Linked DNA regions of Homo sapiens: region 1 is linked to region 2. A link is a loop called in an ENCODE intact Hi-C map of the cell type or tissue named here. Cell type or tissue: GM12878. All regions are shown on one strand. Links, peaks and the distances in the headings refer to the core of each region. The heading gives the core; the rest is flanking DNA.

The links. Peaks named below come from ENCODE experiments on the same cell type or tissue, not always from the same donor. Only the 100,000 strongest peaks of a DNase experiment are listed, where the experiment ranks them.
Region 1: a loop joins it to region 2, with 1.9 times the contacts of the local background. A loop is called at or near these places in 2 of 110 quality-filtered maps.

The regions. Positions count from the first base shown.
Region 1 is chr7:114,758,498-114,774,309 of GRCh38, forward strand. No RefSeq gene overlaps it. Among named protein-coding and RNA genes, the nearest start is that of MIR3666, 110 kb to the left of the region's middle. In GM12878, for the core only: no CTCF peak of the experiment used is centred there; no DNase peak of the experiment used is centred there.
Region 2 is chr7:114,826,975-114,842,786 of GRCh38, forward strand. No RefSeq gene overlaps it. Among named protein-coding and RNA genes, the nearest start is that of MDFIC, 87 kb to the right of the region's middle. In GM12878, for the core only: no CTCF peak of the experiment used is centred there; DNase peaks (open chromatin) are centred at 6,147 and 6,437; H3K4me3 peaks cover 370 bases; H3K27ac peaks cover 2,025 bases.

The DNA of each region.
Region 1 (15,812 bases), core at 4,475-12,474, 67 kb before region 2:
CCCTCAGCTCCAGCCACAAGGGCTTCTTTTGGGTCCTCTAATTATATGAACTTCCTCCTGTCAAGTTTTTGCCTTTAGCATTTCTCTCAAGAATTTCTTCCTCAAAGAAGCCCTCTTTGACTTTCAGTTCTCTGTCATTTGAGTTTTTTGTCATCAGAGTTATTTGTCATTTGCTGTCATCAAATTTTTTTCTTCCCTAGCACTGGCACTACGTAACTTACGTATCTGCTTAACACAATGCCTGGCACAAACTGAGCACTAAATTAATAGGTGTTAAAGGACTAAAGAAATGATAAATGAGAGAAAAGATGAACTAGTCACCTAGTGCTCAGATTTAGTCTATATTGCTGCAGATGTTTTCCTGAAATATCTAGATGAATTCACAGGAAAAGCTTTCATTCATTCATTTTAATTTTCTTGAGCATTTGTTCTGCATATGGTACATTTCAGCATCACAGGAAATGAGATGAATTGGACATGGACTTTGTTCTAAGAGTTCTTAATATAAATCAGCATTTCCCTTTTTCAAGGTTAATTGCTGTTTGGTCAAAGCATGAATGGACGCTTGAAAGTGGAACTGTGCTAACATTTCAATAATTATATTTATACCACCACACACCAAATTTTAGGCCAAATCCAGGGAGTATTTCTCATTCTTTGTGCCACTTACTTCCCAACTTCTCATCCTCAGAAAACGTTTAACAAACCCTGTCAACTTACCTCCAAAATATATTTTGAATCCATCTATTGAATCCATCTGATTCCCCTGCAACGACTCAGGCAAGGCGACTTTCCTTCTTGTGTCTCTACTGGCCTCCCTGCTTCCTCTTGGCTCCCCTATGTTCTGTTTGCCACAAGACAGCCAGAGAGGTCTTTTAAAGGCATGATTCAGTTTATGCCACTTGCCCGCTTATTGTTTAAATGTCTTCCCCCTGCACTTAAAATCAAATGCAAACTGTCTCTCTGAGCAGCCATGCCCTTCCTTAATTGCCTTGCCTAATACTGTGAAAAAATATCATCCCTGCTGTAGACAATTACTGCCAGCCACAACCCATGCTTATGCCTGTGCCAGGGTGTTCCTCTACACCCTGAATGCTTCCCCACATCATTTCATGGGTAGCTGCTTCTTTTCATTCAGGTCAGAACTCACAGTCCAGCTCTTCAGAGGGCCTTCTCTAAAGTAGCCACTTTGCAGGTTCTCATTAACATATCACCCTTTTGGATTTCCTTCAGAGCACTTATCACTATCTGAAAATATCCAGTTTATTTAGAAATAAATTCTGCTCCCCTCATCTCCCACTGGAACTTTATGAGGACTGGATCTTGGCCAGCTTATTTGCTCATGCAACCCAGTGACTAAACAGTGCCTGGTACAGGGTGTGTGCTCAATAAATATTTGTTGAATGAATGAATGAGAAAGTGAATGAATAGACAGGCTTCACTTCATGGAAATGGTGAGCAGGTGCTTCTTGGCTGGGGCTTGATCTTCAGTTGTAACAATGGCGCTTCTTCTAAATGAATCCCATCTTGCCATTAAGCCCCACTACAAGTCCCTCCAGCTCCATGAAACCTTTCCCAATAACCCAGTACACCCTCATCCCTTTTTCTGAATCATTACATATAATTTTATTGTATTACCCAGGTTACTTTTGAGAGTGAAAGTAGGCACTATTATTATTTGTGCAGAGCCAACAGGCATAAACTAGAAAGTGTCCTGGAAAAACTGGGATGTATGGTCACCCTATCTATATGCCACTTCCTCATTCCTTAATTTATATAAACTTTGACTGCAGTTTTTCAGAGGTATGCAATCTTTTCCCTTATTAGAACTTAAATACTTAGTCATATTTAATTGCACTTAGCACACAACTGAGCTCCCAAGAGTTGCTAATGAAATGCTTATTGTTACTCTGTTCAGTCGGTATCAAACACCTCTTTTTCTCTGTGCTGCTTATTATCGAATTCACTTCTTTGAGGGAAATTGTTTTAAAAGGGAGTGGTTCTTTTATGCATCAAACTGGGTCTGATGTCTAAGCAGGTATTTTCTCATTCTTGTAAACGCAGGAAGAAACTCTAGGCTGTAAGTTGCCTGTAAACTTTTGTATATGGTTCTTACTGCACTGCCAGTACATTATACTTCATTTGGCTGGAATACTGTCCTCCCCATCTACTCCCTCCCCATCTTCCTCTGACTAATTTCCATAAGCTCCTCAGACCTCAGCTTCAATTGTCCCTTCCTCCTCAACATGTGGTTAAGTGTCACTACCCAGAGCTCCACAGTACACACTGTACTGCCCCACTGGGCCATATCACACTCGGTTATATGGAAACTGTCTGTTTCCTTTCTGCCTCCCCATGGGATGGAGGTAAGTTCTTTAAGAGAAATTACCCTGTCTCTTTAATTCACCTTTCTGTCCCTTAGGCTTAGTACAATGCCTGTCTCATAATACATTTAAAAAACTTGTTGAATAAATAAATGAATGAAGACATTTGCCTATGTTTGGTTACTGGTGCAATAAGAGGAAAATGGATCTGAATATTATTTTATCAGATAATTTCACATAGCAAAAGATTATTTTTAAAAATACCTTAGTCCAAGCTTTGAGCTAATTATCCAGTTCAGCAACTGCAACTGTGACTCTAGTCAATGGACCTCATGCACATAAGCCAAGTCTTTTCAGAAAATGTAGTGCTAAGGATTTATTACTATTTTTTACTATTGGTTGAAAAGAAACTCTCCACCATGTCCATTTAACTACCCAAGTTGTAACGTTAATAACGTTAAAGTGGCAGGACTGCAGTTAAAGTAGACCTGTAGGAATTTATTCATAAACTGTTTTTTTTTTTTTTTTTTGGTGTGTTGTAGCAGGTAGTTGTAGTAATTTGGCTATCTGATACTCCATAAAACATTATTTTAAGATGAATCTAGATATAAGGCCAGTCACTCTCACTTCTTAATCATGCGTAAAGAAATACAGTGATAAAAATTTATTTGGTAGTACTTTGAAAAACAATCAAATTTTTAAAAAGTGAAAATACCTCTGAAGATCTTGCTAATACTTTCAAAAAGCAAAATCTCATAGGAAATGAGTTAATGTGTTAGAATTTGAATTTTTCTATACATTTCTTCTATGATTTTGGAAACTTTTAAGAGCATTTTGTAATAAAAGAATAGTCCTAGCTATTAGATAATATATATTGAATGATTTTAACTTCTCTGTTTTTATAATGGATCTGAAAAGCTGATACTGGGCTTACTAAAAATCAGGCAGACCCAAAGTAAGTGTCATATCCTTCAGTCTCTATACAGTATAGTAACAAGAATCATTATGATTTCTTCTAGTAAGAGCTAACACTTTTAGAGAAATTGTATGCCAGGCACTTTTGTAATTGTTTTTACACGTTTTGACTATTTTAAGCCACAGCCAACCACATAGGGTAAGTAATATTATGACCATACAAAGATATCAAATCACAAAGAAATTAAATAACTTTGCCAAGATAAATTGTAGAAGTGAGGTTAATATCCAGGCAGTCTGACTCCAGAATCCATGTTCTTAATGACTTCACAAGTATACAGAATCTGATCATGTGCACTTTACCCTTTTGTATGAAAACCTAATTCCTGGTTTTATCTTGTCTAGTCTATACTCTTATTTTCCCTTCTTAATGATGTCATCACCAAAGGAGAGGAAGAGAGACGGAAAAGAAGAGGAGACAGTTTGGTCGTAATGTGTATATTTCAGCATCCCATATTGTATTTTTTAGAGATCCAGACAGTATATAAATATGTAAAAACTTAGATAAACAGGTTTCCAGGATCCACCTGTGTCTCTCTGAGTTTGGTTCACAGAAGAATGAGTAGAAGAATTCAGCTAAAAAAATGGTACCACGAAAAGGGTGGAGAACACCAGAACGAAAGTGAATGAGACTTGTCAGTATGTTATGCACATTTCAAGACCAGGAAGACCTTTGGGTTAGATCAATTGAATTTTAAAAGCTGTAGCTAGACTGAAGAGGAGAGAATTGGCTAGCTAGGGTGTGTGGGTCCATCTCCTCCTCCTTGGGCCACCTGAAAGTTGATGTGATTGGCTATGCAGGCTCTTTTGTGGTTCCATACGAAATTTAAAGTACTTTTTTTCTAATTCTGTGAAGAAAGTCAATGGTAGCTTGATGGGAATAGCATTGAATCTGTAAATTGCTTTGGGCGGTATGGCCATTTTCACAATAATGATTCGTCCTATCCACGAGCATGGATTTTTTTTCCATTTGTTTGTGTCCTCCCTTATTTCCTTGAGCAGTGGTTTGTAGCTCTCCTTGAAAAGGCCCTTCATGTTCCTTTTAAGTTGTATTCCTAGGTATTTGATTCTCTTTGCAGCAATTGTGAATTGGATTTCACTGATGATTTGGCTCTCTGCTTGTCTATTATTGGTGTATAGGAATGCTTGTGATTTTTGCACATTGATTTTGTATCCTGAAACTTAGTTGAAGTTGCTTATCAGCTTAAGGAGTTTTTGGGCTGAGATGATGGGGTTGTCTAAATATACAATCACGTCATCTGCAAACGGAGACAATTTGACTTCCTCTCTTCCTGTTTGAATACACTTTATTTTTTTTTCTTGCCAGAACTTCCAGTAATATGTTGAATAGGAGTGATGAGATAGGGCATCCTTGTCTTGTGCCAGTTTTCAAACAGAATGCTACCAGGTACCAAAACAGATATGTAGACCAATGTAACCAAACAGAGACCTCAGAAATAACACCACACATCTACAACCACCTGATCTTCAACACACCTGACAAAAATAAGTAACGGGAAAAGGATTCCCTATTTAATAAGTGGTGCTGTGAAAACTGGCTAGCCATATGCAGAAAACAGAAACTGGACCCCTTCCTTACACCTTTTACAAAAATTAACTCGAGATGGTTTAAAGACTTAAATGTAAAACCCAAAACCATAAAAACCCTAGAAGAAAACCTAGGCAATACCATTCAGGACGTAGGCAAAGACTTCATGATGAAAACACCAAAAGCAACTGCAATAAAAGCCAAAATTGACAAATGGAATCTAATTAAACAAAAGAGCTTCTGCACAGCAAAATAAACTATCTTCAGAGTGAACAGGCAACCTACAGAATGGGAGAAAAATTTTGCAATATACCTACCTGACAAAGGGCTAGTATCCAGAATCTACAAGGAACTTAAACAAATTTACAAGAAAAAAAAACAAACAACCCCATCAAAATGTGGGCAAAGTATATAAACAGACACTTCTCAAAAGAAGACATTTATGTGGCCAACAAACATGTCAAAAAAGCTCATCATTACGGGTCATTAGAGAAATGCAAATTAAAACCACAATGAGATATCATTTCATGCCAGTTAGAATGGTGATTATTAAAAAGTCAGGAAACAACAGATGCTGGTGAGACTGTGGAGAAATAGAAATGCTTTTACACTGTTGTTGGGAGTGTAAATTAGTTCAACCATCGTGGAAGACAGTGTGGCAATTCCTCAAGGATCTAGAACCAGAAATACCATTTGGCCCAGCAATCCCATTACTGGGTATATACCCAAAGGATTATAAGTCATTCTCCTATAAAGACACATGATCACCTATGTTTATTGCAGCACTATTTACGATAGCAAAGACTGTGGAACCAACTCAAATGCCCATTAGTGATAGACTGGATAAAGAAAATGTGGCACATATACACCATGGATTACTATGCAGCCATAAAAAAAGAATGAGTTCGTGTCCTTTGCAGGGACATAGATGACACTGGAAGCCATTATTCTCAGCAAACTAACACAGGAACAGAAATCCAAACACCACATGTTCTCACTCATGAGTGGCAGTTGAACAATCAGAACACATGGACATAGGGAGGGGAACATCATGCACTGGGACCTGTCGGGGGGTGGGGGGCAAAGGGAGGGAGAGCATTAGGACAAATACCTAATGCATGTGGGGCTTAAAACCTAGATGATGGGTTGATAGGTGCAGCAAACCACCATGGCACATGTATACTTATGTAACAAACCTGCCTGTTCTGCACATGTATCCCAAACTTAAAGTAAAATAGAAAAAAAAAAATGAAAGACTCCACTTAAACTCATCAGGAAATGAGCTGGGCACAGTGACTCATATCTGTAGTCCAGTCAGTTTGGGCAGCTGAGGCAGGAGGACCACTGGAGCCCAGGAGTTTGAGACCAGCTTGGGCAACATAGGGAGACCCTGTCTCTACAAAACACTAAAAGTTTAGCTGACAGGGGTGGCGCTTTCCAGCTACTCTGGAGGTGGAGGTGGGAGGGTTGCTTGAGCCTGGGAGTTCAAGGCAGCAGTGAGCCATGATTGTGCCACTGCATTCCAGCTGGGTGACAGAGAGAGAGATCCTGTCTCAAAATGAAAATAAAAGTAAAGTAATCAGGGAATGAAAGCACCATTCCCTCTTGCTTTCTGCCCTTGTCTTTCTCCCTGCCCTTTCACCTTTGTAAAGTGGTGGCAGTAGTTTAAGCCAATAGATCACCTATAGGGCCTGGGCCATTGTGTTATCTTCTCTATGAAATGTTCTTTCCCTTCATTCATCACCTGCCATCAAGCCTGGGTGTTCTTTCTCCAGTGCACCGCCATATTGGAGAGGGCCTGCACTTTATTGTTTATCTGGCCAGGGGGCCAGGCTTCTTACTGCCTCTGTCACTTCTTAGATCCCGAAGTGAACTCAGCAAATTCTCCGAGCCTTGGTTTCCTCAGGCCATGCTCCTGCCTCAGCCTCCCGAGTAGCTGGGACTACAGGCACCTGCCACCACGACCAGCTAATTTTTTGTATTTTTAGTAGAGACTGGGTTTCACTGTTTTAGCCAGGAGCAATTTATTTTCTAGAACTGTGTCACATGGACACCTTGAGCTGCAAGAGAGGCTGAGGAAGTGAGCACCTGGTCAGAGGATGGGATTACCTTGATAGATTTCTACCAATCAAAATTCAGGGCATAGAGCTGGGCATGATGCCACCTGAAAGACACTTGGTGTTCTTTGAGCAAGGCAGGTGACCAACTGAGTCGCTCTACATAAGCAGCTGAGACTAACACAGTTGGAATGCAAAACAGACATCATTTCATAAATGATCAAAAGGAAGTTTGAGACTTGCTCAAATTTGTATAGAGAGGTACAAGATGAGGCTCCAACCCCAAATCCCTTGGTCTACAACACTGGTGATTTTCCCACTGAGTGCCTCAGAGTTTCTACAAAATTTGTATCAGAATATTATTTTAAACATGTGTTTAAAAATGTGGTTAAAAATATGGTACTCATGTAATTTTCTCATAAATTGGAATTTGACAAAATGCAATCCCTAGTATAAAACTGTGTTAGTCTGTGCTGTCAGTTGGCTTGGTTTTTGCTGTTGTTGCTTTTCCAACTTGAAGAAAAGAGTCTCCTGCCATCTCTATTGAATCATGAAGTCTCCTGGGATTGCTAGGAAGGATATTAAAAATGATTCATAACCGTTTATCCATATTAATTTGGATTTTCTCAATACCAGACAACCACTACAAAATAATCAATTGGGTGTTGACAGTGATATAAGACTGCAGCAGCTCCAAGCAAATTTGAAATAATCTCTAATTTGAAATTGTCATGTGTATCTGAACAGCTGCATTATTCTAACTGACTGACTTAATATCTCTGTGGGCCCTGCTACCTCTCCAGCCGCACGCGCTGGCTCTCGCTGCCCCAGAAGCCTCTGCTGAACGGTGAGAACACCTTTTTTGCCTCAGGAATTTTTGTACATGCTATTCCCTCTAGCAAACATTCCTCCTTTAGATAGATTCAGCTCATTCTTGATATCCCAGTTAAAAGGTAATTCCTTCTCTGACCTCTCAGATTAGGCTAGTGCCCTGGGTTTCACACTCCCTTTTGTACACTGGAGATTTTATAATTATTTCATCCATTGCTGTCATTCCATCTGAGCTAAAGACTGTCTAAGGGCAGCAATCATGGATGCCCCCCTCACTATAGCCCTCAGCTTCTAGTACCATGGAAAGCCCATGAAAGTAATCAATTATGTTTGAAGAAATAAATGTAACATGAAAAAATAAATTTGGATTTAGATGTAATATTGGCAAAGAGTAGATATGAAGGATGTAAAATTTCTGATAGTAAAGAAAAACATTTAATTGAAGGATGACATACAGTGAAGTAAACAAGTGCACTAATTTTAAGTGTACAAAATCAATGCACCTTTCTGTATGCGTACATTTGGTTAAGCACCATCCTGATGAAATATAGAACACTTTTAGTGACTTTCCCCTATGGCATTCCCAGTCATACCCCTTCCCTACTTTCTCACTACCATAAGTAACCACTATTCCGATTCCATAACCATTGATTAGTTTTTGCCAGTCTTAAATTTCAAAGAAATAGAAATTATTCAGGATGTACTCTCTCATGTCTGGTTTCTTTCCTTCAACACAATAAGTTTGATCCATATTGTATGTACCAGTAGTTTATTTCTTTTTATTGTTTTACGGCACTCCAGTTATGAATATATAATAGCATAATGTATTCATTCTCTTATTGATGAATATTTGTTCTCTTCTTCCAGTTTTCAGCTGTAATAAAAAAAATACTACAATGAACACTCTTGGGCAGGTCTTTTCTGTTGGCACATGATTGTAAAAAGAGCTCTCTTTTATCCCAATCATCAAAAGGCAAAAATGAAACAAAATACACACAATCAACATACACTCTTATGATATTTAGGAGTAACCTGTCAATTCTCAACAAACCAAAAAGAAATCAGAATAGCATTAGATGTTTTTGAAGAAATGAAAGAACATCCTACTTGATGACTGAACCAGAACATAGATAGCATCCTGTTACAGATGGAAAAACTTGAAAATCTAGTGAAATGGAAAACTCAGTAGATATGGTGGTGTACCTAACAAAAACTTGTCCGCAGAAAGATACAAACAGAAGTGTTTACAGCAGTTTATTCAATTTTAGCCCTAATCTGGAAAAAAAAAAGACAAAATAACGCCAGAAATCCTTAAAATATTCTGAGCATTTCATTTATTTGGGGGAATATAGAAAGATTCAGCTATCTTATGAATGTACCCACAATTCTTAGGTTCCAATAATTGTCTGCATTTATATAGAGCTTTACAATGACAAATTTTCCATACATCACATAGGTAATGAGTGGGAGAACAGGAACTCAAATGGGGGACTTGTGAGGCTAACTTCTGTGTGTTTCCCTATCACATCCTGATTACACCTCATCAGGAAAAGCTACACTCAACATGATTACTTATAACAACGTGTATTTAATTTTTAATATTTTTAAAGCTGTGTCTTATACTTTGGAGGATTTTTCTAATTAGAAATAATTAGTTACATATGCATTCTGATCTACCCTTGTCAGTGGGTATCAAACTCTTCTATCTCATACCTTGTCAATCACCCTATCAAAGAGCTTGTACCCTATTGTGAGAGACACATTGGAGCTTCATCCTGACTGTCAATACACATTCTGTTATTACAGTTTTCATTCAGGGTAAATTCCACAAATTAAAAGAAAAAAAGTTTCTTCCTAGAAGACTTCTCAGAGCTTTTAAAATGGCAATGTGTCTGGTAACTGTATGAAGAGCTAGCTAGACTCTTCTGTACTTCCTAATGGTATCCCATTAAGAGTGCTTAGAAATTTCTCGAAAAAACAAAATTTGGGAAACTCCTTTCTAGACTTGTGCTTTCTTTGTTACCTTTTGAAAGCTTAACTTTCAACTATTCTCTCAATGCTTTGTTAATGGATGATGGAAATACCAGCAATAAATGATACTAATGGATGACAATGGACCCATGTATTGTACCCCTTTCCAGACAGAAGATTTGCCTCTTGACAGGAGTTATCAGGACTAAACTCTGACTAATGTTGTAAGCTTAGGCACTGTGCTGGTAGAAGAGAAGTATCTGATGTGGTGGGTTGGGGAGTTTAGGTAAGAGCCTGAGCTGCCTAAAAGTAGTCTGGCTTGGGGAGCCTTTCTAAATCCAAATAAATATGCTCAGTGAGAAAAATGGTGATAAACACTAACTTGACTCACTAAAAATATCAGTTCTGTTATGTCGTCTTGAGAGGCAGCACACAACATTTACCTTTTCATCTACCTTCACTATAAAAACCAACATTTTTAAGATCTATATCTTGATGGGCATACTCAGCAGGGAAAATTGCTTTCCACACAGCAAGTCTGTAAAAATCTTTTTTTTCTTTTCTTTTCTTTTTTTTTTTTGCTAAGCTTTTAGTCCAGATTGCTTGGCTGACAGAATTCATCTGCAAATAATTTTGTTTATTTTTACCAGCCATGAAAAATCACACTATAGTCTGCCTATCATTGGACGTTTGGAGTAATATCCATTTTGGTAAAACCTATTACTTTTTTGTTTTTTACTAACTTCTCCCCTCTACAATGGTGTGCAATGATTTATTCTATTTGTGTCAGCAAGAGCTGAACTGTGTGTTTTTAAAAAATTCCAATTTGGTTTAATTACATATGCTAATTCTATATTTGTATATATTTTAAGTGCATTCATTATTCCTTCCTTAATTTATACTAAAAATGATTTGTTATTCCAAATGCTTTTAATTCTAGATATAGTGGAAAAGGAAGAAAAATACTCAACCATTAAAAATTAAATAATTATTAATTTATTTTAAAAGATACACTAAAGTTTAACAATCTGGGCATTTGGATATAGAGTGATTTTTAAAATACATTTTCAATACACTTGTGTGTATCTTGATTTCTACAAAAAGAAGATATTGGATTGATCAAAAATATCAAAAATTGTCTAAAATATTTTATATTTGTAGTTATTTTGACATCTGTTCCACCTGTATAAGTTTTGATTTTGTAAAACGAAATATACTGAGAAAGATGAACCAGTGTATGTAAATTACATGAGGTTGGGGTTAGTTCTATCCTCCTGTTTTATGAGACTAATTATTTCACCCAGTGTGATTGGCACTATTAACAGCAAGTTTAACAGTCTGGACACAGACTGTTTAGGATTAAAGTCTGGTTCCTTCATTTATTGGCTCCCTAACTTTGAATCAGTTATTTAGTCTCTTTGGCTTTCAGTTTCCTCATCTATAAAATTAGGAACTGTCTCATATGGCTGCTCTGAGGATTCATTTAGGTTAATATGTGTGAAGCACTAAGAACACTTGCTCTACATAGTAAAAGTACATTATCTTGCCATCATCAGTTATCATCACTATCACCATCATCATCATCATCATCATCATCACGATGTAAAGAATGTAATAGAAAAACTGATCCAATTATGTGACTAGACAATTTACAGACTGGGAAACTTAAGAGGAAAAATGTGGAGAGATGTTAGTCTTTATTACTAATACTCAAAGTTATAAATACATAAGCAATTGCCATTTCTCGTGCATACAGTTGGTGATAATTTAAAACTCTGAGGTCAGAAAATTCCAGAAAACAGGAATTCTCATATACTATTGATGGGAGAATAAACTGGCGCAATCACTTTATGGTGTCCAATGAAACTGAAAATGCTCATAGTTTACAATCCAACAATTCAATTTCAAGGTATATTTCCACTAGAGAAAACTCATACATATCCACAAAAAATTATGTATAAGGATATTTATTACAGCCCTTTTTTTGAAGGAAAAAGGAAATAATTTATATGTCCATTAATAGGGACATAGATAAATAAATATATCTATATCATGGAATATATACAGCAATTAAGAGAAATGAGGTAATTGTTTATATTGCAACAAGGATCTGTCTCAAAATCAATGCTAAGTGTCAAAGAGAAGTTGCAAAACTATATTTATGTGTTTGTGTGTGTACATATAATAGTATAATATTGTATATGTGAATTAAAATCCTCAGAAAACTTTACTATATATTAATCATAAATCATTTTTAAAATTTAAAGTTTAATTTTACAATTAATTGAAAATATACAAACAAAATTTATGATAGTGGTTGTTTAGGAAAAGGGAGAATTGGAAACGGGAAGAAAAAAAGGACTCTAAATTTAGTCTCTTTATTGAAATGAAAAGGCTTGATATATCTATACAAGTAAGGTTAATATGTGACCTTTGGTGGTGAGCATCTCTGCATTCATTGTACTTACATGTGAATGTTTTCGAATTTTAAAAATTTCTCAAAACATGTATATGTAAACTAATGTTACTAAAGTAGGAACTCTACAAATGTCAATTGATTGCTAAGAAGGGCAAGAAATAAATTTCAATTATAGATTAATAAAGGACATTGACATACTCTACTTTGCGAGCTCCTCTAGGTCGAAATCATGCTTTATTTATTTATATTTATTTATTGAGATGGATCTCATTCTGTCACCCAGGCTTGAATGCAGTGATGCGATATCGGCTCACTGCAACCTTCGCCTCCCGGGTTCAAGCTATTCTTCTGCCTCGGCCTCCCGTGTAGCTGGGATTACAAACATGCACCACCACACCCAGCTAATTTTTGTATTTTTAGTAGAGACAGGGTTTCACCATACTGGCAAGGCTGGTCTCGAACTCCTGACCTCAGGTGATCCACCCACTTTGGCCTTCCAAAATGCTGGGATTACAGGTGTGAGCCACCTTGCCTGACCACTTTATTTATAATTATATCTGTAGTGCTCACCTCAGCACATGGCATATAGTAAGTGCTCCTCCATTAAAATATCCTGAATAATAATTTATCCAAGACATTAAAAAGTTCACTCTCCTTAGTTATTAAATGAAAAAAATAATATTAAAACATGAAAGAACAATGAGGTATTTTAAATATGTTAGCAAAAATTAAAAATAACAATATTCAACATTAATGGAGTATAGGAAAACAACTAAACTCACAAATTCCTGACAGCAATTTAAAAAGGAAAGCATTTTGGCAATAAAATCAGTAATTTCCCATTCTTGGAAATTTATCCTAAAGAAATAATCCGAAGATGATGAGAAGGACTATATACATATATATTTACTGCAGGGTTATTTATGGTAGAAAATGGAAATCAGTGCAAATGTCCACTAACCACAAATGTCTAATTCAATTGTGGTATATCAATGTGTTAGAATATTATGCAGCTAATAAGACAATAATGATGAGGGCATGGTGACAATCTGGCTCATACCAATTTTTTGCTAGAATTTATTCATCTGGAAATTATAAATATATGAAGCAAAATTTATGAACTTATGCTAAGTGAAAAAAGTGGGAAAAAAAAGAATATATGTGGTCCTGATTAAACCTATGTAAAAGTTATGCATGTATATGCCCAAGATGAGAAGAGAAGGTTTGGAGAAAAGTATTTTTTTCTAATAGTTAAAAATCTATTTTATAGTGTTTTTAAAAAAGAAAAAAAAGAAAAGATATTCTATCTGTTGTTGGGATCAATTTCAAAGCATTTATTACACAATGACTACTGTAAAATCTAGTCATAACAAAATAATGATGCTCTTAGGTGACAACTCAGCATTTAATGTGGAAGATAAAAATGGGCAGAATAGCTCCTGGTTGTTATATTTATTTCGAAAAAAAATATGCCAACAAATCTTAGAAAGAAAAGTGTAGATAATTCCTCTATAATTAGATTAAGGCCTCGATATATCACAGAAATTTTAAATTGGCAATTTTAGCTGTTACCTATGCTTTCAGTGTAAATATTTGGTCGCATTTTTAGAAATGTGGAATTTAGGAATTTTATGAAAAATTTCCTACGTGGAATACCTCTCTTCATAGTAGTTTAATTTGTTCATTGAATTCTACAGAATAAAAGCATTTCTCACAAAGACCTGCTGTAATGAAATACCAAAAGTTTGGGATACATTAGCCAGTAGGACCAGAGAAAGCCATGTGTATGTGTGTGTGTGTGTGTGTGTGTGTGTGTGTGTGTGTCTGTGTGTATGTGTGTGTGTGTATGAATAAAAATGATTCTTTTGGCATGAATATGACAAATATGAAAATAATATTAAATTACATATGGAAAATGTTCTTATTAATGTATTGTTTGAGATTAGTAGAGAATTTTCATCTAGTATTAACCAAAGCAGAGAAATAAGAGAGAAAATGTATACTTTATACTTTAAATCTAAGAAATAGAGAGACCAATTGAGATTTTCAGAGGCTGTCATGCCTGGATGCTGTGTGTCATTTATACATTACCTGGGAGAGCACTGTGCGGCTGCATATTCTCAGCTGTTGAATGTGTTCTGCTCATTTTCCAGCAGAGAGGATGAGTTTAATGTTTTCTTGGCAATGTGTACTTTTTCACTTTTGCTGTTTCTGTTTGTCTGTCTACGTGCTTATTTATTGTTTGCATTTAGCTTGCCCTGCAAGTGGTTCTGAGAATTGTAAGGTGAATGGATAATACTTACAGAATAAATCTCTCTTTCTTCAGTTTTTATTCTGGGGTTTTTGGGGGATTCATTCTTTTCTTGAACTTGAAATTGTCTTTTTAAAAATTTTTTCTTTTTAAATTTTTTTTATTATACTTTAAGTTCTGGGGTACATGTGTACAACATGCAGGTTTGTTAGTTACATAGGTATACTTGTGCCATGTTGGTTTGCTGCACCCATCAGCTCGTCATTTACATTAGGCTTTTCTCCTAATGCTATCCCTCCCCCAACCCCTCATATAGGTTTCTTTTTTAGGTTTATGAACCTACTCTTAGACCCCAAATTTCTTCCCAAAGAAGTGAAATTCTAATGAATAACTCTGTCCATCACATTAAAAAATAACTCCTTTTCTTTATTTAAAAGATGATGCTAGTTTCAAGGTGTTGGGTAAATCGTGAAAGCTCTTTTCAGATGCATTGGTAAAATAAGAGAATTGGTTAACATAAGCCCAGTGGTTCAATCAGAGTTCCATGATTTTCAAAAACCTTTTACTTCACTAGCTTTTTAGAGAATAACTGCACAGTTAGATTAAACTCTGGGGGATGATGCTTGGTGAATAAATAGTTAGGAAACAATTGGAAAAGAGACAGGGGAAACAATCATAGCCCTGGCTACATCAATAGCCACAAACCATGTTAATGATTTTGGAGGGAAGCTCAGCAAAATGCTAATTTATTTAATAAATATTTAATAGTGTATGATTTCAATAAATAAATTAGTGTTTACACAGTAAAGAGTACAAATGTTTTGTGCATACATTCTTGACCCACTTCCATAGTTCTTCTTGTATATTTCCCAAATAATTATTTTTAAAAATGGACATCACAATATTTCTGCTCATAGCAGCTTATGATTGGTAGTTAAATCTATAAAATAATCCAATCGTTTATCCCTCTTATCTTGAGAATGTTTAATCAACTTTGATATTTGCTTTAAATTAGCACTGTCAAATGTACATTTGTATAAAATCTCCCAAATCATGAAAGATTTATAATTTGAAATGTATTTGGATTTTTCTCCAGTTAATCAGGTGGATAAAAATTAGGAGTACTGTAACTAGAACAATTAATTGAGTTGAGCTGAGTGTTATGAAAAATGAAAAAAATTTCATGGCGTGTTTTGGTTACATAAATGAAACTAAGCGCCTGTTCACTAACACAGAATTGGCGTGATGAGAGCTGCCTGTGTCCTTTTCAGGAGCCCAGGTTAATAATTGAAACATAGATCAGAAGAAGAGGGGTCAGGAGGTGCATTCTTGATATTAAGTCTATTGCTGGCCCTTTATGGGCTTGTGTAGGTTAATTAACTCTGGAAAGACTCAGTTGCCACTCCTGAGAAGTATAATGAAAAACAGTCACTTG
Region 2 (15,812 bases), core at 3,286-11,285:
GAGAAAAATAACATGAAATCTCACTTCAGAGCCATGGAGAATAGAAAAAAAAGGTTTGATAGGCAATTCAGAGGAAAAGAATGAAAAGACCAACAGTTACATCATATTTGAAGCTAAATAGATAAAAAAATTTCAGATATGAAAAAAACTGAAACCTGAGATCAAAATTTCACTTCACATGTTAATCAGAAGAAGAAACAGGAAAAAACAAAACACATCTATACCTAGATATGTTGTGGTTAAACAACATAATGCCAAAAATAAAGAGAAAAACTTTAAGATGATAAAAAAAAACAGATGATTTACAAAATATAACAGTTAAACTGACAGCAACAATGGCAAAAATAGGACCAGAAATAGCAAAATAGTATTTTCAAGATAGTTGTTAATTAGAATTTTATACCCAACTCAACTATTATTTAAAACTGAGGGATAAATAAAATTATTTTGTGTCTGTAAATACTTTACGTCCACACACATTCTCCAAATCAGCTGCTAAAAATATACTCATAGGAAAAACATTACATACAAAAAACAACAATGAAGTGGATCGTAGATCTGACGTAAAATGCAAAACTGTAACAGTCCTAGAAATAACACAGGAGAAAATCCAGGTGACCTTGAGCTTTGTGATAACTTTCTAGATACAACACTAAAGGCATGGTCCATAAAAGAAATAATTGACAAGTTGGACATCATTACAATGAGAAACTTCTCCTTGGAAAAAGACTCTGTCAAGGGAATGAGAAGGCAAGCCACAAACTAAGAGAAAATCTTAGTAAAAGACATATCTAATAAAGGACTGTTATGCAAAATGTGAAAAGAATTCTTAAAGTTCAACATTAAGAAAATGAACAAACCAATAAAAGATGAGCAAAAGGTCTGAAAAGAAACCTCACCAAACAGAAATATAGATGACAAATAAGTATATGAAAAGATGCTCCATGTCATATGTCACTAGGGAAATGCAAATTAAGCACACATATTAGAATGGCCAAAATCCGAAATGCTGTGAACACTCATGCTAGAATATGGAGCAACAGGAGCTCCCCTTCATTGCTGGTGGGAATGCAAAATGGTACAGCCAATTTGTAGTACATTTTGATAGTTTGTTATGAAACTAAACATACTCTTACCCTAGGATCCAGCAATCATACTTCTTTGGAATTTACCCAAATAAATTGAAAACTTATGTCTGTATGGGAACTTGGACACAGATGTTTCAAGAAGCCTTATCATAATTGCCAAAACTCACAAGCAATCAAGATGTCCTCCCAAAGGTGAATGAATAAATAAAGTGTTACATCCAGAAAATAGGGTATTATTCAGCACTAAAAAGAAAAGAGTTACCAAACCATGGAAAAAAAAAGAAGGAAACTTCAATGCATATTACGAAGGGATTGAAGCCAATCGGAACAGTTACATACAGTATAGTTCCAGTTATATGACATTCCACTAAAGGCAAAACTATGGAGGCACTAAAAAGGATTAGTTGTTTTCAGGGTTTAGAGGAAGGAAAGGATAAATAGAGCACTGAGAATTTTTGGAGCAGTGAAACTGTTCTGTATGATACGATAATGTCATACATTTGTCAAAACTATAGCATGTATAACACCAAGGGTAAATCCTAATGTAAACTGTGAATTTTGGGTGATAATGATGTGTCAATTTAGGTTCATAGATTGTAACAAATATACCATTTTGCTGTGGAAAGTTGATAATGGGGGAGGCTGCATGTGTGGGGGCAGAACGTACACATGAACTCTATACTTTCTGCTCAACTTTACTATGCACATAAAATTGCTCTAAAAAATAAAGTCTATTACAAAAGTATAAACATTGCAAAAATAGGTAACAAAATTTAATTAACTTGTGGCTATTAAAATAATCACCAATTTTTGCATTAAAAATGATAAAAATAAATACAAATGTACACTGCAAAAACAAACAGAAAGTGTTTATTGCACTGTTAATGCAAGCTAAATTTCTTGTTATGTTCAGGAAGAGGACTGAAATTCTGAAGAACATTAAGAAGTTTTAGGAAAATTCAGAGTTAAGCATGTTTTAGTACTTAAACATTTTTGTTTAAATTTTATAGATATCTGCCTGAATGTGATACATTTCTTCTAAATCTGTACAGGGAAAAAGTGAAAAACTCTATCAATACAACAGAAAAGAAGAAAAGCAAAAGCAAAGAAAAATAATGATTGCTAGAAAACACAAAATAAATTGTTAAAAAAGTGCCAAATATATGGTATCATACTATACATAAATGTATTGAACTTATGTAATATAATACAGAGAATATCATATTAAATATAGAGACTATAGAGACTTGTTTAGAACAAAGTGAGAGAAAAGGGAGAGGGAAGAAAAAAGATATATTAGTCAAATACAAACTAAAAGGAAGCAAATATAACAATGTTAATATTTGACAAAATGGAATTTAAGACAAAAAGCATTTGTAGGGACACTACATCATAATAAAGAATCCATCCATCAAAAATATAATACTCATAAACCTCTATGCTTTTAACTACATAGTGTTACAAAAGTTGTAAATAAAAACTATTAAAATCACAAAGTTAAAATTAACATACACATAATCATAAAAGCTTATGTCAAATGTAAAATAAGCATATGTCAAAACCATAGAATGTATAACACTAAGAGTAAATCCTAATGTAAACTGTGAATTTTAGGTGATAATGATGGGTCAATGTAGGTTAATAGACTGTAACAAATGTACCACTTTTCTGTGGAAAGTTAATAATGGGGGAGGCTGCATGTGTGGGGGCAGTAAGTACACAGGAACTCTCTACTCCCTTTCTATATGCAGAACGTAGAAGATATAGCTAACAAAATTACAAACTTTAACTAATATATATAATTAGAAATCTGTACTAAACAAATAAATACGTTTTTCATAAAGAAGATGTCAACATATTTCAAAGGATTGATAATAGACAGACTTATGTTCTTAAATTAGAAAATCAGAGTGAAAGATATTAAAAATTTAAAAAGATTCACATATGTTGGGGAGCTTAAAAAAACTCCCCAATAATTTATAATGTAACTAACTTGAGTAGTTGAGAAAACATCATCAAAAACATCAAAATAAAATATAAAATTATAAAAATCATGCTCACAAGAATATCACTGTATTGCCATATTCCTCAAATTAATCTGTCATTTGTAATAAAATCCAATTAGCATTTTTAATGGAACTTGAAAATCTGATCCTAAAATTCACATGGAAGAAAAAAAGTACAAAGTAATTTTGAAGAAAACAAAAAGGGCAATTACCTTTTGAGGTATCATGATATTATACCTCTACAATAATTAAAAGAGGGTAGTATTGGCTCATCGATATTAAAACAGACCAGTGTCTATAGACAGATCAGAAATAGACCTAGAATATATATCACGTATGAAGGAAGTGACATTATATATAATTGTTGGTAAATGAGTTATTCAATAAAATATGATCAGATTCACGTTGGAAAAAAAGAGATTTCCTACCTTGTACCACAAAGTAAGTTTCCTCTATTGAAAAATTTACTGTGAAATTCTCAAGAGAAAATAAACTATATTATTGAAATTGGAGTAAGAAACACATTTCTTGTAACAGGGACACAAAATCATAAACCATATAGAAAATTATTGATAAAATCTATTCATTGATAAGTAAAATTTCTATATAACAAAAGACATGAAAAGCAAAGTTAAAATTCAAAACTGGAAAAAAGATATTTGAAGATAAAACTGGGAGATGTGTGTGTGTGTGTGTGTGTGTGTGTGTGTGTTTGTGTTGTGTGTATCTGAAAAAATGAATATCCACAATATTTAAAATATTTACATAATATAAAACAAAAGACAACTGAATGAAAAACAAACAGAAGTTAACCATTCTAAAGGTTATTACAGAAACACAAATTTAAAACAACTGTGAAATATAATTTCATACCCAACAGGTAGAAAACAATAGAAAATCTGACAATATTGAATGTTGTTCAAGATGAGGACTGAACTCTGACCTTTTTCTTCTGGTCCAAATTCCTGTCGAAGGGGCTGGGGAGTCACTTTGTACAAACCATAAAATTTCATCAGATAAGTTTTATTTAACCCTATATAACATGGCTTACTTTCCAACCTGACTCTGATGTAATATCACGTGACAGATAAAGAAGGTAATCAAAATATTTCACCCCCAAATACGTTTTTTGTCTTCTTTTAAAATGTCCTGCAAAACTGTTCTTGTTGGGAAAAATTGGTTCTGTAAAGAATCTCTGCTAACATAACTAGATCTCTCCCGCTTCTAGGCCCTCCCAATTCTGAAGAGATTAACTGGGAGTCTAGCCCCTTTTAGAGGAAGAATAGGAAATATTTGCCATCTGTTGTCTCTAATGGCTGCCACTGATAAGGCTTCATGTACATAATAAGAACCCTGGTCTGCACAATCCCTTATCTTGACCCAGACACTCATTTCTATTGATTCCAGGCCTTTAGATAATAACTTTCAAATAACTGCCAATTAGAAAATCTTTGAATCCATGTATGAACCTATGACCTATAAACTCCCTATCCTTTTGAGTTGTTCCACCTTTCTGAACCAATGCATGCCCCACATATTTTATTTGATGTCTTATGACTCTCTTAAATGTATAAAACCTGCCTGTAGCCTGATCACCTTGGGCACATGTTCCCAGGATATCCTGGGTGCTGTGTTACAGGTCATAGTCCTCACATTTGACTCAGAATAAATCCCTTCAAATATTTTACATAGTTCAACTCTTTTCATCAACAAAGATAAGGAGAAATAAAAATTCTCAAACCATTTTGGAGAGTAATTTGGCAATAGCTAGTAAATGTGAAGACACACATATCCTCTGATCCTACATTTCTGTATCTTGTGCTAGATTGTTGTCATTACATTTATTTTAATAGTGAAAATGTGGCAATAACCTAAGTATGTTTAACAGCATTAATATGTGAACCCCAAAGTATCTGAGACAGGTCTTAATCGATTTAGAAAGTTTATTTCGCCAAAGTTAAGGATGCACCCGAGACCTAGCCTCAGGAGGTCCTGATGACATCTGCCCAAGGTGGTTAGGGTACAGCTTGCTTTTGTACATTTTAGGGAGATATAATATATTAATCAATACATGTACAATGTACATTGGTTCAACCTGGAAGGGTGGGACAACTAGAATTGGGAGGGGCTTCCAGGTCATAGGTAGATTTAAAATGGTTTTGATTGGTAATTTGTTGAAAGAGTTATCATCAAGATAGGAATGTCTGGGTTATAATAAAGAGTTGTGGAGACCAAGGTTTTATCATGCAGATGAAGCCTACAAGTAGAAGGCTTTAGAGAAAATACATTGTACATGTTCCTTATCAAATTTAAGGTCTGTGTTGATATTAATGCTGGAGGTTATAATGAGGCTCGTCTGATCCCTCTTCCATCATAGCCTGAATTATTTTATCAGGTTAACTCTGGAATGCCCTTGGAAGAGAGGAGGGGTCCATTCAGATGGTTGAAGGAGAGGGGAGGGCTTAGAATTTTATTTTCGGTTTACAATATATTGTGGCGATTCATATGTGAAATAATATATAATGGTTAAATTTGTAAGTTAGAGCTACATATATGAAGTTGTTGATAAAATATTGAAAAATGTTCAGCAAACATGAAAATATATTGTAGAATGATGCATGTAGTAAGGTACCATTAATAAAGCTTTAAAACATGCAATATTGTAGACTTCATGGATTCATCCTTGAATAAAATTACAATGTTCACATAATTGCAAAAACAAAGGGAAATAGGATTGAATTGAGGCACATAGAAGGATTCACGTGCAGCTGTAATGTTTTTTAAAAATATCTGAAGCAAATATGGCTAAATGTCAAGTTTTGGTAAACATAGGTGTGAATAAAGAGAGTTTATTATCTTATGTGCCATATATTTCACATTTGAATAAAGAAAAGAGATTATTTCTACTTTTTCAGATGTAGTTATTAGCCCATGTTCATGACTCTTCTTTAATGCTTGTAGGTTTTCCCCTCTTTCATTTCCAGATTAAGAATCTGACTTATATCTAAACCCAGTGTAAGACCTGAAGAAGCACATGTGGTAAACCTGTTTCAATGCAGAAAGCACGTAGGGCAAATGATAGCATAACTACTTATCACATAATGTTGGAAATTTATAGTGCCAAATCCTAGGACAAAGAGTTTATGAAAGGAAAGGAAAAAAGTGCATGAGAGAAAATAATAAAACAAAGGAGCCAACTCTTTATCAATGTAATAATAAAGGCACAGCCTTTCCACACATTTGCCGTTTCCCCTCAAAGGACACGTTGCTCAGATCATAATTTCATAAGCTGTTTCAGATATTCAAATTCACTTTCAAGAAGGCCTACATACACAGACGAGTTTTTGCAGTTGTTTTATTTGTAATTAACAGTAAACTCCAAAGTTGTAAGTTAGTCATAACATAGCTTCCTACATGGAGTTTCAGGTTTTGCCTATGTAAGTCAGAAATACCCAGATGAGAACACTAAGTTCTGTTATAGTCCAACTTACTGATTCATCTCTTTTCTTTGGTGATTTGCAAACTGGGATTATGAAACTTTTCTTTCTTTCTTTCTTTCTTTCTTTCTTTCTTTCTTTCTTTCTTTCTTTCTTTCCTTCTTTCTTTCTTTCTCTCTTTCTTTTTCTTTTGACAGGATGTCACTCTGGACTGCAGTGGCAGGAGCACAGCTCATTGCAGCTTTGACTTTCCTGGCTCAAGTAATCCTTCTGCCTCAGTATCCTGAGTAGCTGGGGCCACAGGCATGCACCACCATACCCAGCTAATTTTTATTTTTAGTATAGATGAGGTTTCACTATGTTGCTCAGGCTGGTCTTGAACTCTTGGGCTCAAGCCATCCTCCTGCCTCAACCTCCCAAAATGTTAGGATTATAGGTGTGAGCCACATTGCCTGGGCTCTCTGGCTTATTTTTAATCCAAACCAGTCATTTTATGATTCACAATTTGTGAGAAGGTGAAAATAATAACTTCAGATGCATATGTTAGGTCAGTGCTTCTCAAATTTTAGGCTGCAACCCATTAGTGGTTTGGGACAAATTAGTAGTTGTGAAAGAAATTAGTGGATTGCAACCAGAATTTCTAAAAATAAAAAAAAGAAAAGAAAAAAATAGAGAATATCCAAATGCATAGCACATTATAAGGATACATAATGGTATTATTCCAGATACATATATAGCTGAAATACAATGTAAAATATATTCCTTACTGTGGCCCACAATCAAATTTTAAAAGTCAATGTAGTGGGGGGATTAACTGGATCTAGTTGGGACATCAGACTCTCTTTCAAACTGATAAAATAAAGAGCATACCCTCAGATCAAAGAGTTGTTATTCTTTGAAAATACTAAAATTGTCATTGACTCATGAGAAATCTCAATAGGGAACTGGCGGAGATTTTTTATCTGTTAGAATTTCTACCTCCTCTCCTATTGCCAAAAAGAAACTGTCCTCAAATGGCTGTCCTAATTGCTGACAGTGTTATAATCTTTTTCAGAAGCTTAAATTGTTATTATTTTTTCCTTCTCAATTTTAGTATGTTGAATGGAGAAAAATTGGTCAAGTCAGTTATTTGTATAATATGAGGAAAAGAACACTCAAATGGGTTTTTAGTTTTTTTTATTAATTATTTTGATTTCTTGGACACCTCGTTTAAATGTTTACCATAACCACCAAAATAATAATCTAAAATATTCATAATAAATAACACTTTTGACTACTTATGTACCAAGAGCTTTATTATTTCCCATTCTAGCTAGATCGCTAAGTATCATTCCAGGAAGGCATTCAAAATATGATTCCCAGCCCTCTCCCTGTACCCTATGATCCAGATCCATGTCTGGTATGGGGCCCAAAAACTTATTATTTAGAAAGCATGCTAGGTGATTGTCATTCTCAGACAAGTTTGTGGGAAAACTACCTTGTATCTTTTTACCCTCACAAAAAAGCTCTTGGAAGTAGATTTTATTATCCTCATTTTACAGGTGAGGAAAACGGAACCTTGCATAGATTAGGCAATCTGCCTCAAGTTACCCAGAGAGAAAATGTTGAAGCAGGAATCTACATGCAAGAATCTCATAGAGACTCCAACTCTCACCACAGACTGCAACCAGGTAAGTAGTTTGGCCACGTTTGGGCAATTTGCACTGTTCAATGATTATGCAAGTCCCCTTTCCCAGTCTAACTTTCCTAAAACCCCAAGCCCTGCCCCCTGGACAAGAATGCTGTGTCCCCATCAGTCTCTCTTCCTTCTCTTTTCCTCAGCTCTTCTTGTGATGTAAGAGCTTGTTATGAAGCAGAGGATTCCATCTACTCCTTAAAAAGTAGGATGACCCCTTTAAAGTCCTCAAAATGGTGTTGCTGCAGGTAATCTTTTTGCAATCTGGAGGGTTGCCTGTAACTATGGTTTCAGAAATACATCATCTTTCAGAGAAAGCAACCTCCCTACAGTGCGGCTTTACAGCTGTGAACAGCAGCTATGCTTTGACTGTTAAACTTTCTTAGATATTATTGATAGCCAGTGCTTCTCAAGGCATTAATAAAACCTGGAGACAAGAAGGAAACACTGAGGGTAAGTGACCATCTTTGTTATCATTATTGAAGAATTGTTGCCATAAAACATACAACATGTGAAATGCAAGGTTTCAAATCTGTATAGTGTTTAGTATATTCACAATGTTGTGCAAACTTAACCTCTATCTAGTTCTAAAACATTTTCATCAACTCCACAGGAGACTCTCTGCTTATTAAGCAGTTGTTCCCTGTCCTCCCAGTCCCTGGCAATTCTAATGGGTTTGCCTATTCTGAATATTTCATATGAATGGAATCATATAATATGTGAACTTCTGTGTCTGGCTTCTTCACTTAGCATGTTTTCAAGTTTCATACACATCGTAGTATATTTCAGAACTTCATTCCTTCTAATGGCTGAATACTCTTTCATTGTGTGGTTAAGCTACAATTTGTTTAACCATACCCATTCATCTGTTGATGGAAATTTGGGTTGTTTCCAACTTTTGGCTATTGTGAATAGTGCTGCTGTGAACATTTGTGTGCAAATATTTGTTTGAATACCTGTTTTTAATTCTTTTGGATATATACTTAACAGTGGAATTGCTGGGTCAAATGGAAATTCTGTAATTAACTTCTTAAGGAATCACTAAACTGTTTTCTATAGCCACTGCTCCATTTTACATTCATACAAGCAGTGTATGAGGGGTTCCAATTTCTCCACATTTTTGCTAACATAACATTTGTCTTCCCTTCTTTTTTATTTTCTCTTTCTCCCTCCCTCTCTCTTTCCTTCCTTTCTCTCTCCCTCCCTCTCTCCCTCCTGATTCCAGCTTTTCTAGTGGGTTTGAAAGAGTATCTCATTGTGCTTTGGTTCACATTTCCCTAATGGCTAATAATGTACATGTTTTCATGTACTTGTTGGCCATTTGTATATATTTTCTTTGAAGAAATGTTACTTCAAGTCTGCAGTGTAACTCTTGGATCCTCTTTTCACACTGAGGCCTCTCTTGCCTTGTCTTCCCCACATGCAGTAAAGATGGTGATGATGATAGCTGCCAAAAGCCAGGCACAAGGCTAAATACTTTAGATGCATTATCTCGTTTAATTCTTTCGTGTTTATCTCCATTTTAAAGATAAGGAAACTGAGGCACAGAGAGGTTAAGTTGAACGTGGGTCATTAAAAATCAAGAGGTGGAGACTGATTTCAAAGCCTGTTCTTTCTGATTTGAAAAGTTCCATGCTCTTAACCTCTGCCTAAGGGGTCTGTAGACTAACTTGTATTGCATACATGGACCAGAAAATTGTGTTTTTACTGTATACCATCTTATACATTTTTAATAATAAGTTTAAGTGGCTGAGAAGGATGTAATTTTCTACATATTATAAATATTATAATTTAAAAATGTAACTGTTAGATTATGCTTTTAAATGTTTCCAAGGGAATCTAAATGCCATGGTGATATGTTACCCAGAACCATTAATTTAAAAAAACTCATGAACAATCCCTTCTTTTTTTTGCTCAAAATTGTACATTTATTATACTACTACCCTAGAATATTATCATAATATAACATTTTTCATGCTTGAAAGTCTTTTATTGATCATCCTCTCATACTTTCTGTATCAAAAATGTGAATATAAATTAAAATTGAACTTTAAATAATTTATTTCAACTATAAAGCTCTGAGGGTTAAACATTCCTTTTGATTGAGTTGTTATTATATTATTAGTAATAGTCAATTGATAAAATAAAAAAATTACAGAGTTTGATAAATTATCACTAACTCTAACAAGTAGATTTGTATTGGAAATGTACCTTTTTAGTAGAATGGATGGAGTGTTATGCTACCTTGATTAAAGGGACTCTATGCATAACAATTTTTCAACTTGTCCCTTGCTTGACAGCCTAGATCATTATTGCAATAGAGAAATGCAACATAGCAAATTTGTGATAGGTAAAAGGAATGCCTTTCTTTTTTTTTTTTTTTTGATAACTTGGAGGAGTTAATTTTTTAAAAGTTAGTAGGAAAGGAAATGTTGCTAGTGTGCAGCCTTCACCACACACAGAAATGTTCTTAAACAGGTCAAGTTTAGAATAGATTACATCGAGAAATAATGGATCTGGACATTGATTCTCTTAGGAGGATTCATACCTCTGACTCTTTGGAGGAGCCTTCTGTATTCCCAGGGTTTTGCATACCCCAGTTGGAAGATCACTACCTTGTACTATTCTAGTAAGTGAGTGGCCAAGACTCTAGCCCCTTCCCACCAGTGTACTCCATAAAAAAAAAATGGCCACTTAAAAGTATGCCTACAGCCTGCTAAGTATTTTGCGTATGTGATATTGTTTAATTATTGGAACAACTCTGCAAGGTAGGATTATGCTCACTATACAGAAAAAGTAATTTGTTTGGATCACAGAAATTATAAGCGGTTGAGCAAAATTTTGAATTTATTCTGTTTCTTCTCTTTTCCTCCCTTCTTTATTGGGCTTGTATCAATTAGAAGCAATGCAACTCAGTCCGGGCGCGGTGGCTCACGCCTATAATCCCAGCACTTTGGGAGGCCGAGGCGGGCGGATCATGAGGTCAGCAGATCCAGACCATCCTGGCTAACACGGTGAAACCCCGTCTCTACTAAAAATACAAAAAAAATGAGCCGGGTGTGGCGGTGGGCTCTTCTAGTCCCAGCTACTCCGGAGGCTGAGGCAGGAGAATGGCGTGACTCTGGAAGGCGGAGCTTGCAGTGAGCCAAGATCGCGCCACTGCACTCCAGCCTGGGCGACAGAGTGAGACTCTGTCTCAAAAAAAAAAAAAAAAAAAAAAAAAAAAGAAGCAATGCAATTCAATCCAATTAATTCTTCTCTGAATTTGTCTTCCTTTTCCAAACTTTTACAATATTATTACTTTGCATTTTTTTTAACTCTAAGGATAACAAAGAGCTCAACTTACACCTATTTATAATTAGTAGACTATGAGGAGGACAATTTTTTGAGTAGAGAAGATTTCTCATATCCACCTTTTACCTCCTTGAACAATAGCAGAACAAGGGTGGACAAAGTTGCACCCAGTTTTAAGAGTTCAGAACTGGGAACCCCGAGCTCAGATCTTTCTGTTGTAAGGTTGTTACTCAGATTTTACAGAGAGGAGATAGTTGTCTATGGTTAGGGCTATAGCATAGTTTCATTTCTCACACTATCAAGAAATCCGATTTTAAAAAATATAAGACTATATAATTTATTCATGGGTTATAAGGTAATGTTAGGTTTAGCCATTATTCTATAAATAGAGCAATAAAAGCACAGACCAACACCTTTCACTTACCCTGCAAGTAAGTTCATGGCCAGATTTATCTGGTGTACTGAGCAGAAAGCCATTTTCTATCACATAATGAAAATATTTGGAAAACCACTAGAGCAATGAGAGTTATAGAACTCCTAAAACTGTAATTGTCTTATTCCATTATTAGAGTGGAAAGTATTTGGAAATGTTTTAGTTTCCAAGTAAATGGCATAGTATCATTATCATTTTCAGATTACTAATTGATTGTCCTACCTCTTTTCTTTGAAGAGTAGGGCATGATGACAAAAAAAAAAAGGTTAAAACAAGAGGAAAGTCAAACATAAAAAGAAGTTTTTAAGGGAATATTTTGCTTTCAGTATTAGTATTTTTTTAGGTTACATGATCATAAATGAAACGTGTTTAAATTACATAGAATGACAAAATCTTTATAGTAGAAAGATACTTGAATGTTTCCCTTCAAAAAAATCTTAGATGATTTTTTTAAAAGAAACAAGCAGAGAATGAGCCCCTCTGCCTGGTAAAAACAAAACCCAAATTGAAAAAACTTTAGAGGAAACTTTCGAGTTTTTTAAAGGTTCATTTTTTCAGACATTTCTGGCATTTCTTCCTTCTCTCTTCTGTTTTTTGCCTCTTAGGTAATTTCACTGCTTGTTAGAAGCTTTATTACAAAGCAGATAGACTTAAAACAATGAGAATATGAAACCAACTGTCCTACTATTCAGCATATTCTAGGAACAGGATCAAGGGAAAGGTAGAGAATGAGGTCAATGGGTTTGAGTAGATTTTCATATCTGAATTATCTGGATGCTGTTTTTCCAGATAATACAAATTTAATTATGGCTCACTAAATATTCAACAATAAGTATGGAAAAGCTCAGGAAAAAGATTGAGGCATATTCATGAGGCAAGAAAACTCAGTTGAACACACAAAAAGAGAATAAAAATAGCTCAGCATTAGCTTTTATTCAGGAAAAATCCACTTCGTAGATTGAAAGAAGGATAAACATTGGCAGACAAATTGGTCCATCTTAGGAGCAGTTTTACAAGATAAATGAATGCTTGTTTCTTTTAATCCAAGAACTATGGTGCAACCTGACAAATCCTAGGCACAGTGTATCAAACAGCCACAACAGGTTCCTTGGAGAGCTCACAAATGACATTTCTTCACATGCAACTTGATAAGTATAATTCCCAATTTCCAACTTTTCCTGTATTGCTTCATATCTAATCTAATTCTTTTTTCAAGAATTGTTCTATGCCTCTTAATATATTGTTGGGAATTTGCTTTTAGGCTCTTGGGTAACAGGGGGAAAATGAATTGCAATCTAGTGGAATCTTGACAATATAACCATTACATTGTGCATGCCACAGCCAACAAGGAAAGTAAAGATGAAGAGAGCAGCATTTGATTCTGGTAAATTGTTCCCTTCACAATTTTGCTTTTGTAAAATAAATACAGTACATGAAATAGCAGTCTAAGGATAATCTGCTAGTTGTTTTATTCAATGAAAAGCAGAAGTAAATCATTCAATTTTGGAAGAGCTTGACATTACTGTGAGCATCATTTGCAAGAAGAGGCAATTATTGTTATTTTTCAAACAATTATTTGATACATTTAATAAATTATACTTACCAGACAACACTTATAAAATGTAGCCCTGTCATTAGGCAAAATACACAACTCTTATGGTTAGGAAATGACTGCTTTCTCCTTTCTAAATTCGGAACAATTACTGATAAAAAATTAATTTTAGCTTTTGAAATGATGACTTGTTATGGTTGTCAAGCCTTAATTATGTGCATATTACCTAGAAAGATGTGTAGGTACAGTTCAACAAAAAAGGAAGTAATCTTGACATGAACGCACAGCCCAGTGAATATTACAAAATAGCTCGCTATTTGCCCTATGAAGCTACAAACTCTGTATAGGCCTCCTGAAGCCCATTTTCTTTCCAATATACCTTCTCCTAGCCTTCTAGGAGACATTTTACTTGGTCTTTTCATGTTGTCTGCCCTTAGCTTTACGTCCTAAGTATCCAGAAAGGCATATAGCAAGGTCTTGCATCATTCTCTCAGCTCCGTATTGGAAGTGTTGCAGTAGATTGTACTTATTCTTTGCAGGAGAAGGTTTAAGTCTTACCAATTATTAAAAGGAAACAATTCTGAAACATTTAGAGAGTTTTCTTGCTAAAATTGACCAAATCTCAGAGCACAACCTCTGAGTTCACACATAAGTCTGTCTCTTTACTGATTTAATCACATGTAGTAAGGTCAAAGAAAGAAAATGGGAGAAGAAAGAAAATCTCATCTTGCCACATTACCCATACACAACATAATATTTTGAGTATTTATTTAACAGCACATTTGCAAACTTAACTGCTACTTTAAAATACCTTTTAAAATTTCACACATATGTAAGAAGAGAACCTACAAAGAGTATATAAAGTAATAAAAGTTCAAGATGAATGTGGAGCTAAAAATAGTGCCATTTGAGTTAAAGTGTATTGATGAAGCAAAAGTCTATTCAAAAAGTATGATTAACTCAAAGATCTCCTGTTACAATATATTCCTGTTCCAGTAATAATAAATAGTGTAAGGGCCAACGGGAAAGTTCCCCTTTGGTCTCTGAAAGTTCACTGAAAAAGGAACTCATAAAAAGCAGATTCACTAAAGAAAAGGCATACAAATTCATGTAACATGTACACATGGGAGTCATTAGAATGAAGACCCAAAGATAAAGGGAAACTTGTTCATTTTTATGCTTAGATTCAACAAAGTATGAGCAGCCAGGTAAAAGTATGATTGGACAAAACAGTTATGATCTAATGCTAATAGACTGAGTAGGGAAACGAGGCAGAGCCTGTCTGTCTGGATTCTTCCTGGGCTCTCTGAGCATGTATTCCTTCCTTCTGGGTGTAGGGTAGGGTCTTCTCTGGAATGAGGGTCTTGTGAACTACAGTTAAACAAAGTAGATCTCATAATTTTTTTTTTTTTTTTTTGAGACGGAGTCTCATTCTGTCGCCAGGCTGGAGTGCAGTGGTGCAATCTCTGCTCATTGCAACCTCCGCCTCCTGGGTTCAAGCGATTCTCCTGCCTCAGCATCCCAAGTAGCTGGAACTACAGGGGCACATCACCACGCCCAGCTAATTTTTTTTTTTTTTTTTTTTTTTGTATTTTTATAGTAGAGATGGGGCTTCACCATTTTGCCCAGGGTGGTCTCGATCTCCTGACCTCGTGATACACCCACCTCGGCCTCCAAAGTGCTGGGATTATAGGCGTGAGCCACCGCACCCAGCCTGATCTTATAATTTCTTTACATCTAGTTTTTATACAGAAAAGTAGAGAGAAAATTAGAGTAATATTTTTAGATTTTATGGCTAGCTTTGGGGAAAAGGGATTCTAGTTTTTATGGCTATTCCCAAGAAATAATGGGACTGAGAATAAGAGAGCAGGGGATGGTCAGAAAAACTTTTGCTTCTGAGGCCTTCATTTCAGAGTATTGTTTTCTGAGACCCAAAAATAGCTTATATTATTGACCCGTTACTATATGCCAGGTATCATTTTTTATACTTTATAGATATTATTTTAAAATGGCAAATTAAGTAAATAACTATCATCCTAAAATACTGGATCCAGAAGGCTTCAAAATGATATATCATGTGTTTTTCTGCTGGTGGCTCAATTTAGAATCTGATGACTGGAGCCCAAAACGCAAAAGGTCAGTTTGTGAAACTCCTGGGCTTATCATTCTATCTTATTAACGAGTTTTTTCAGAGTCTGAAGTCTAGACAAAGAAGCTCTACTGCTAGTCCTCAGTTCCTCATACACATCTTTTAAATTCTTGAACACATTGTTATGCCAGAGATGAAGCAAAAGGTGTGGTTTTTTTTTTTTTTTTTTTGTAACGTA